Linked DNA regions of Homo sapiens: region 2 is linked to region 1. A link is an interaction called in ENCODE POLR2A ChIA-PET data of the cell type or tissue named here. Cell type or tissue: Panc1. All regions are shown on one strand.

Evidence for each region. ChIA-PET counts read pairs that join two places held together with the same protein. Peaks named below come from ENCODE experiments on the same cell type or tissue, not always from the same donor. Only the 100,000 strongest peaks of a DNase experiment are listed, where the experiment ranks them.
Region 2: POLR2A ChIA-PET joins it to region 1 with 6 read pairs; 4 of 35 experiments call an interaction of 5 or more read pairs at or near these places.

What each region holds. Positions count from the first base shown.
Region 1 is chr12:95,096,568-95,101,567 of GRCh38, forward strand. The region is part of intron 14 of FGD6 (FYVE, RhoGEF and PH domain containing 6); the gene reads right to left. It also overlaps the pseudogene LOC100287148. Among named protein-coding and RNA genes, the nearest start is that of NR2C1, 25 kb to the left of the region's middle. In Panc1, no CTCF peak of the experiment used is centred here; no DNase peak of the experiment used is centred here; H3K27ac peaks cover 847 bases.
Region 2 is chr12:95,046,274-95,051,273 of GRCh38, forward strand. It overlaps NR2C1 (nuclear receptor subfamily 2 group C member 1), which reads right to left. Exons shown (of 14, transcript NM_003297.4): 9 at 2,795-2,960. Among named protein-coding and RNA genes, the nearest start is that of NR2C1, 25 kb to the right of the region's middle. In Panc1, no CTCF peak of the experiment used is centred here; no DNase peak of the experiment used is centred here.

The DNA.
Region 1 (5,000 bases):
CAGCCAACTCTGCTAAATGCTTAGCAAATGTCACCATGTCTCACCCTCAGAGCTTCCCCATGGAATACACATTGGATCTTACACCCCTTGCCCCCAACTACAACATCATCACCCACCTTCACCATTTACAGGTAAGGAAACTGAGAATTAGTAATGTTTGATAATTTGCTTTATAGACAACAGACTAAGTGATGAGCTGTTATTAAACCCAAGTGTAGTTAAGGACTGGACCTCTCACCACCAGGTCATTGCTAGCCTCTGCTCATGTTCTCTGCAGAACTACATGATGAGAATACATGCTCAGGGTTCCAAGCAAACATTCATAAAACATTACCATCTCTCCCTCCCTCCCCGGCTCCTCACCAGAAGAGTAACAGAAAGCAGAGAGGCAGATGGTAAATTTGAGAATTGCTGTTGGATTCTTCTGGAGCCCGGGGAGCATGTGGAATGTGATTCAACTGTGTAAATCATGTCACATATGCTGTTCTTTCATTTAATCATTCCTGGCTCTCTCCTGTGTGGGGTTCTGCCAAGACAATGTTTACCAGCTCTTGATAACACATTTCTCACAGACCACACACATTTGCCCGCAGCATCCAGTGGAGATATTCTAGTCTCCTTTTGTAACATGATTAGCAGAAGAATCAGCATCTTCTTCAAACTGAAAAACTGTTAAGTCAAGTATTATTTTCTTTATAGAATGTGTATAGTACAAGAAAGCAAATTTGTGTCAAGTAAGTACCACTTTCCCAATGACTGGGATGAATTGCCAAGGGTTAAAAACCTGGCCGGGCGTGGTGGCTCATGCCCGTAATCCCAGCACTTTGGGAGGCCGAGGAGGGTGGATCACCTGACGTCAGGAGTTCGAGACCAGCCTGGCCAACATGTGAAAACCCTGTCTCTACTAAAAATACAAAAATTAGCCAGGCATGGCGGTGCGCACCTGTAGTCATTGCTACTCAGGAGGCTGAGGCAGGAGAATCACCTGAACCTGGGAGGTGGTGGTTGCAGTGAGCTGAGATTGTGCCACTGCACTCCAGCCTGGGCAACAAGTGAGACTCTGTCTCAAAAAAAAAAAAAAAAAAAAAAAAAGACCATGCCACACCATTTACTACATGGACTAACTGCAGGATGCTTCTCTGAGGTTCAAAGGCCACATCACTTTGATTTGTGAGTAACGCTGTGAGTAACATTCACTGGGAGCCTACTAAGCCAGGACCTAAGCCAAGAACTGGGCACACAAAATATACCTCACTTGTAAGGATGCACACTGAATTGAGGTGAAACATGTATTAACATATGATATGACAAATGTAGATAAATAACATAGAAGTAGTAAATTACCTTATGTAAGTAGCAGGGATGGCTCTGCAAAGGTGATGACAAAGTTAGGACTTAAAGAGTTACAGGAGTTTGGCAGGGAACTCTCTGTGTACCCTCATTCAGTCTGCCAGCCGTGGTCATCTCTAAGCTAATGGTGCCCAAATATATGTCTCTGGCCCCTACTTCCCTCTGAAATCCAGATCCTTACAGAAACTGCCCCTTGATGGCTGCATTTGGATGTTGCATATGCACCTCACATTCCATATGCACACCTGAAACTCAACTCCCAATTTCTCCCCTAAAGCTGTTCCTCTCCCAGTGCTCCCTGTCACAGTGCATGGCACCATCTCCCAATTCATAGTATATGCTGGAGTCTCCTCTGAAGAACTCCTCTTATACCCTGTGTCCAATCAGTCCCCTCCTTTAGGCCACCTCCCAAACCAGATTCCATGCAGCAGCCGGATACTCTTTAAAAAATGCCAATCTGATCACATCATTCCCTTGTATAAGCCTTTCAGCGGTTTCCTGTGGCTCTTAGGCTAAAGACCAAATCCCACAAGATGGTTCTGCACCATCTAAGTCACCTGTCCCTCCAGGCTTATCCTGGGTCATTCTCTTCCTCATTCTTGAGCTCGTGCCACACTGACCTTCCAATTCTCTGAATATGTCATGCCCCTTCTCACCTAAGGACCTTTGTACACAGTGCTCCTAATGACCAGGAGGCTCTTCCTTTTTCCTCTTTGCCCCTCTGACTCCTACTTATCTTTCCTAAGTCAATATAAACAGCAGGGTTTGTAGGAAAGAGGCTGCCCTCTCTCCCCCATTGCAGTTTAAGGTCCTTTGCTTTACAGCCTCCTAGCCCCTGGTACTTTTTCTGTGCACCATTTAATCACCACAATACTTAATTGTGTTAATATTTGCTAAGTGCGTGTCCTCCTCCATGGAATGTCAGCTCAGTGAAGGAAGGGCCCTTTTAATTTTTTTTTTTTTTTTTTTTGAGACGGAGTCTCGCTCTGTTGCCTAGGTTGGAGTGTAGTGGTGCGATCTCGGCTCACTGTAACTTCTGCCTCCCAAGTTCAAGCAATTCTCCTGCCTCAGCCTCCAGAGTAGCTGGGATTACAGGCGTGTGCCACTATGCCCAGCTAATTTTTATATTTTAATGTAAAATATTAAACGGGGTTTCACCATGTTGGCCAGGCTGGTCTTGAACTCCTGACCTTAAGTGGTCCGCCTGCCTTGGCCTCTGAAAGTGTTGGGATTATAGGCGTGAGCCACTGCACCTGACTTGACCCTTTTAATTTTTAATCCACTGTGTCCCGATGCGCAGCACAATGCCTGGCCCAAGGTAGAGGCTCCATATTCCTTACTGAACGAAGGGATGAACTGCAGGTGGAGGTAACACCTGTGGAAGGCAGATGGCTGTGGAGTTGTCTGGCATGCATGGAGTCACACGCAGATCCGTGCTGATGGAGCATGCAGTGTGTTGGTGGGAAGAGATGGAGAGACTCCTTACCCACTTTAATATGGGATGCAGTACCTGCCTAACTGGTTGGAGGAATCTGGAAGGAGAGCATGGCATACCGATGACATTCAATATGCCTTAGCTCTCTTTCCCTCATGCCAGCTTGATCCTCCCTTGGAAATTTATTTTTCCTTTATCAAGAACTTTTCAGTTCAATGATTTCCCCTGCAGAGCCCACATTCAGCCCATTAGTAATCCTATTGGGTTTTTTTCTGATTCATACCATTGTTCATCACTTTAACCCAAGACACACCATCATCTGCTGGGCACTCACTACCTGGCTGCCCAACTTCTACTGTAGTCTCCTGATGGTCTGTCTTCTACAAAGAAGCCGGTGTGATCTTTCACAAACATAAATTAGATATTATCACTTAGCTGAAAACTCTTAAAAATTCAATGACCTTACTATGGGTGGCCCCTAACTCTTGCCCCTAAACTGTAACTCACATTTAATCTCCCCTGGTACTAGGGGAGTACTAGGCTCTCCCCGGAGTACTAGGCTCTACCTATATTGGAATTCTTGCTGTTTCTTTAACATACTATACCCTTTCCTGCCTCCCTGGTATGTCTTTTGTTCCTGCTGTTCCTTCCATCTGGGATTTGCTTCTGGTCTCTGATGCTCCTCAGAGATAACTTTTCTGATCCCCCCCCCCCCCACCCCATATAAGTTCTTGACCTCATCACTTTCTATCTGCTCAGCCTACTTTATTCTTCTTTATAACATTGAATACTCCAAATTATTTCTATGTGCATAGATATAAATAAACCTGATTATTATGTATCTCCCACTTTAGAATAAAAGCTTATCCTTAAGGACAGGGATTGCACACCCCCAGCTCCTGGACAGGGTAGGTGATGCCCAGTAAACATTTGTTAATGGTTGATAGCAGACAATCGCCTTCCCTCATAGCTCTCCATATGCCAGTCTCCAAACAATGACTTTCTCTCATCACTAAAGTTAGTTTGACTCAGCAATGATTGCTCTCAGTTATCACTGCTTATCACTAAGCCCCAGACTACTAACAAAAGCACAAACAGGACTGCCCAGACCAGCTGGCTGCTTGCTGCCGTGGCTACACTGTCTCGCCCACCATGTCACTACTGCTGCCATCCACAAGGCTCCCAACTCGGAGGCTAATCGCACTGTTGGCTGTATCTGTTCCCACGACTTTCTAGGAGACTCCTGTGGCATTCTTTTTTCCCACCCTTGGGACTCTAAACCAGTGTGCACTATGGAGCTTGGCAGAGCTGCAAAGCTGGCACCAGAATTCACCAAGAGCAATGTGAAGTTGACTGCCCTTGCAACAGACAGTGCTGAGGACCATCTTGCCTGGAGCAAGGATATCAATGCTTACAATAGTGATGAGCGAACAGAAAAATGCCCTTTTCCCAACATTGATGGTAAGGATCAGGACCTTGCCGTCTTGTTGGGCATGCTGGATCCTCCTGAGTTGGAAGAAAAGGGAATGGGTGTCAGAGCTTATGGTGTTTATTTTTGCTCCTGACAAGAAACTGAAGCTGTCTACCCAGCTACCACTGGCAGGAACTTGGATGAGATTCACGGGGTAGTTATCTCTCTCCAGCTGACAGCGGAAGAGAGGTTGCCACCTTGATTGATAAGAAGAATGGAAATAGTTATGTTGCTGGGCATGGTGGCTCACGGCTGTAATCCCAGCACTTTGGGAGGCCAAGGTGAGTGGATCACTTGAGGTCAGGAGTTCAAGACCAGCCTGGCCAACATGGTGAAACCCCATCTCTACTAAAAATACAAAAAAAAAAAAAAAATTAGCCGGGCATGGCGGCGCACCCCTGTAGTCCCAGTGACTCGGAAGGCTAGGGCAGAAGAATTGCTCGAACCCGGGAGGTGGAGGTTGCAGTGAGCCAAGATCGCGTCACTGCACTCCTGGGCAACAGAGCGAGACTCTGTCACAAAAAAGAAAAAAGTCACAGAAATATAAATCTTGATCAGAGCTGTTCATTACACCTGTCTGGTACTGATCTGGAAATCATGAACATCCAGATATTCACCTAACAACCAAGGAAAGAAACATTCACTATAATTTCTTGAATGATTTAATCTTAATAAAATAGATTACTGTTTTTCACCAAGGCTCATTTTTACTTGGGAAATAGAAGTGCAATTAAAACTTGACTT
Region 2 (5,000 bases), 50 kb before region 1:
TCCACCAAATGAGAATAAAAATTCTAACCCTACCAGGTATGGTGGGTTACACTTGTAATCCCAGCACTTCGGGAGGCCGAAGTGAGAGGATCACTTGAGGCCAGGAGTATAAGATAAGCCTGGACAACAAAGTGAGATCCCATCTCTACACAAAAATTTTTTAAATTAGCTGGGTGTGGTGGCACATGCCTGTGGTCTCAGCAACATGAAAGACTGAAGCAGGAGAATCCCTTGAGCCCAGGAGGTCGAGGCTGCAGTGAGCTGTGATTATGCCACTGCGCTCCAGCCTGGGTGAGAGTGAGACCCTATCTCACAAAGAAAAAAAAAATTAAAAATTCTAACCTCAGCTTATGTGGTGAGGCCCAAAGGAAACAGTGTATGTGAAAATATGCTGCAAACTACAGTGTACATAGAAATGCAACAGAGGAACAAAATGCTATTCAGCTCAGCAAGTAAGAAAGGACTGAGTTGTTTGATTACAGATGTAAGGTCTTGAAACCCATGATCAGAAAACTTCAATGTGAGAACCATGAAATTACCAGACTCTAGGAGCTAAGCAGGGAAATCACTGAAAAGTCAAACATTTGACTTCACAAGGCTGTAAGACTCCGAGAAAGATGAAGTGGTCCTTTTCAGGAGAGTAAGAAACTTTATAGTGCTGACTGTGAGGATACTTAGGAAGACAAAGATGGGAATGACAAAAGCCAATCCTAAGAAGAAAAAAAAGTTGTAATTTGCCAAATTCTTCTGTCCAAAACATTTCAAGCAATCAAAAACTTTGAGGACCAACATTAACAATAAACAGGTAAACTACCCCTACTTTCTAAAGAGCACTCTGGTCCTTTTCCCTCACAATGGGTCCTGTTCCTACATCTGTCTCATTTCATCCTTCCTCCCATTTAAATCCAAAGCAGAACATAAACCTAAGAAAACAAAAGAGTATCTTTTATTTAGAATACGAAAGAACAATGGGAAAAATCAAGTTTTGCCTTGCTCCACCCTTGTCCATAAATCTTACCATAATTTTTTAGAATGATACTGATTATTCCAATTACTTTTTCTTATAGCACTCATAAAAAATTTTCCTGTAGAGTGTAGAAAAAAAATTTCTAATTTTTTCCATGTAAATTATCTTTGGTAAAATTTTACATAAAAATTGGCTTCACTGATATATTTTATTGACTACATCAAATTACACTATTTTAAGCCACTGAGTTTTCTCTGTGGCTATTTCTACCAAGTCAAATTTTATAGATACAAATATTACTTTGCACTCATAACTTCTACTGGTATACATATTTATTTGATAGCTGTACATATTCTCCTAAAAAAATCCATGGAATTTTATAATCTATAGTAAAAGTATGAGCAGTCACCCTCAGGTATTCCAAGACTGCTATATATTGCTAAGTGAAATCTATATGCATTCAATCCCTTTGCATACATCTTGCTAAGAGTATCCACAGCTGAGTGGTTAAAATGGAAGAGTCAAAACAACAGGATCGTAATGTAAGGTCTCCACAGTGAGCATGGCTATAACTCTGTCCAAGCATTATTTGAATGACAAATAGTAGAAAGTGATTTTCTAGTCTTCTACATGTATTATTTCTAGTATTCTGCATGTATTGTTTCTGTCATAAATAAATTAGGTTGGTGAAAAAGTAATTGCAGCCTTAAAAGTAATGGCAAAACCCACAATTATTTATGGGAACAAAATAAATTATAAATGTACCTTCTCCAAAATGGCTAAAAAGTGTAAGTTAAAAACTAAAAGTTAAAATATATTAAATAATTTGTATCTTTTTAAATTTTATTATGTAATTTTAATTTATAATAGAGATGAGGTCTCGGCATGTTGCCCAGGCTGGTCTCCAACTCCTGGACTCATGCAATCCTCTGGCCTCAGCCTCCCAAAGTACTGCGATGACAGGTGGGAGCAGCTGCACCTGGCCAATTTGTATCTTATAATAATGCTGGAAGCCAGCTAATTAAGATGATACATAACAAATGGAGCTCTTTGTAGTTACTATGGTAAGAGCAAACTATCTGGGTCTTATTGATTACGATATAGTAGTAGCTAGGCATTGAACAAAAGCAGTCCATTCAACACATCATGAATGCCAATACTTAAAGTTTAACAAAATGTGCTGAAAAGTTATAAAAGCTAACTTTTAAACGCAATAACTGCTATTATAACTGACTTAACAGGATGCTTTATTACGCCATTATCTTATCTACATAAGGCTTTAGCCTCCTGCATAGATGCACACTAACATGCCCAGCTTATTCAGTATCTTGATAAACAGAAGAGAAAAGCCTAAAGACATTTTGTTTCTATATGCAGATGAGTTTTTTTTTTTTTTTTTTTGAGACAGAGTTTTGCTCTTGTTGCCCAGGCTGGAGTGCAATGGCGTGATCTCGGTTCACCATAACCTCCGCCTCCCGAGTTCAATCGATTGTCCTGCCTCAGCCTCCCGAGTAGCTGGGATTACAGGCATGCACCATCACACCTGGCTGATTTTGTATTTTTAGTAGAGACAGGGTTTCTCCATGTTGGTCAGGCTGGTCTCGAACTCCTGACCTCAGGTGATCTGCCCACCTTGGCCTCCCAAAATGCCAGGATTACAGGCATAAGCCACTGTGCCTGGCCCAGATGAGTGTTTTAGCTGCTGTTCTGAAATTCTATCAGGGATATTTCTGACTTTAAAAGCACAACAAACATACTTTGATTTTTGAAAGGTAGATCAAAATCAAGCAACACAACATACAAGTTAAAAAAAACATATAGAAATACCCTGAAAGCTACATGTGAATCGCTGAGAAGTGGCCCCTCTTTTTCGGTGTAATTTATGCTTGAATCTCCAGTGATTAGGTGTACACTTCCTTCCATGCCCGCTACTGAGCTCTGGCAGGCTGTGCTCTCTCCAGGATTCAATGCTTTTGCAAGAGTGTCAAATGCCCTGTATGAAGACATCAGAAGCTATGAGCTTGACCAAACACCGCAATAAAATAACAATTCTACATAGGATTCTGGAATTAAGATTTAAGCCTAAAAAACTGGCCAGGCTGGTCTAGAACTCAAGTGATATGCCCGCCTCAGCCTTCCAAAGTGCTGGGATTACAGGTATAAGCCACATGCCTGGCCTAAAGTCTCTTTTTAAAATCTTGCATAATTAAGGGGGAGAAGCATCTTCATATTTTCATATAATAATATGTTTTTAAAAGTTATATATTTTATCGCTTGAGTCCAGGAGGGCAGGGCTGCAGTGAGCTATGATCACACCACTGTACTCCAGCCTGGGTGACACAGCAAGACCCTGTCTCAATTAAACGAAATTCTTTTCAATTAATTATTTTTTAAGAACATTATATGTATGATATATATATATATGATACTACAAGACTATCAGCCTATTTATTTTGTATACAAAAGTTACTTAGAACAAGGGTAAGAACTTATGTCAACTTTATTATACACAGTACAATAGGTCTTAAATTTTATTTAAAAATTCAGAAAACATTTTACTCATGTTTATTTTTGAAACACATTCTCCCTGTGTCAGCAAGGCTGGAGTGCAGTGGCATGATCATGGCTCACTGTAATCCTGAACTCCTGGGTTCAAGCAAGCGATCCTCCCACCTCAACCTCCCGAGCAGCTGGGACTACATGTGCGCACCACCATGCTCAGCTAATTTTTAAATTATCTGTAGAAACTGGGCCTCACTATGTTGCTAAGGCTGGTCTCCCAACTCCTGGACTCAAGCAATCCTGCCACCTTGGCCTCCCAAAGTGCTGAGATTACAGGCATGAGCTACTGCACCCGGGCAGAGAGTATTTTAAAATGTGTGGTCACATAGCTAAATCTAAACTGTAACAATTTGATATTAGAATAATAACAAACTAATGTTAGCAAATAATTACTCAAAATAGTTCCCCATATTTTTCAATAAGCCTCCTAGAGTTTCTTAAAATCTCATGTTCAACAAAGTATTACTTATTGTGACTCTTAAATGTAGTTTATTCAGTATATATATTATGTTTTGTTGTTGTTTGAGACAGACTCTCGTTTTGTCGCCCAGGCTAGAGTACAGTGGCGTGACCTCGGCTCACTGCAACCTCCATCTCTGGGGTTCAAGCGGTTCTCCTGCCTCAGCCTACCAAGTAGCTGGGATTACAGGCATGCGCCACCACACCCAGCTAATTTTTTCATTTTTAGTAGAGATGGGGTTTCACCATGTTGGCCAGGCTGGTCTCAAACTCCTGACCTCAGGTGATCCACCCCTCTCGGCCTCCTAAAGTGGTAGGATTACAGGCATACGCCACCGTGCCCGGCCAATTCAGCGTATTTTTATCATATCTTTTTTTTTCCTTTAGAGATGGGGTCTAGTTGCCGGTTGACTCAAAATCCCAGGCTGAAGTGATCTTCCCGCCTCAGCCTCCTATACACTAATGTGTTCAGCTTATTCAATATTTTAAATGATAAACGCAGTGTAGGAAAACCCTGAATAAACTGTTTCTATATCCTAAGCATTAATATTTACAGAATAAAAAACAGAATTCTGATACTACTTTCTTCAACTGTAACTTAAAACTGTAGTTGATTAAACTAAACCTTTTACATTAATTTTCATCACTAGAAATTGAGGAGCAGGATCAATATGATTGCCTAGAAAGACAAGTGTTTCGCTCTCCATACACATCTTCATCTTTAGAAGAAAAAATTCCTAGGTTTTAAGACCACATTTCTAATCTTCTAATATTCACTTACTGATTTTGTCATTTAGAATATAACCTTTCATAATGAATGCAGGTTTTCAGTGAAAACTTACTATGCCTTAAATTTTCTAAGTGAAAATAGAAATGTAGGTTAAGCATTCCTAATACTAAAATCCAAAATGCTCTAAAATCAGAAACTTTTTGAGCACCAACATGATGCCACAAGTGGAAATTTCACACCTGACCTCTCATGATGGGTTGCAGTCAAAAAGCAGGTGTATTA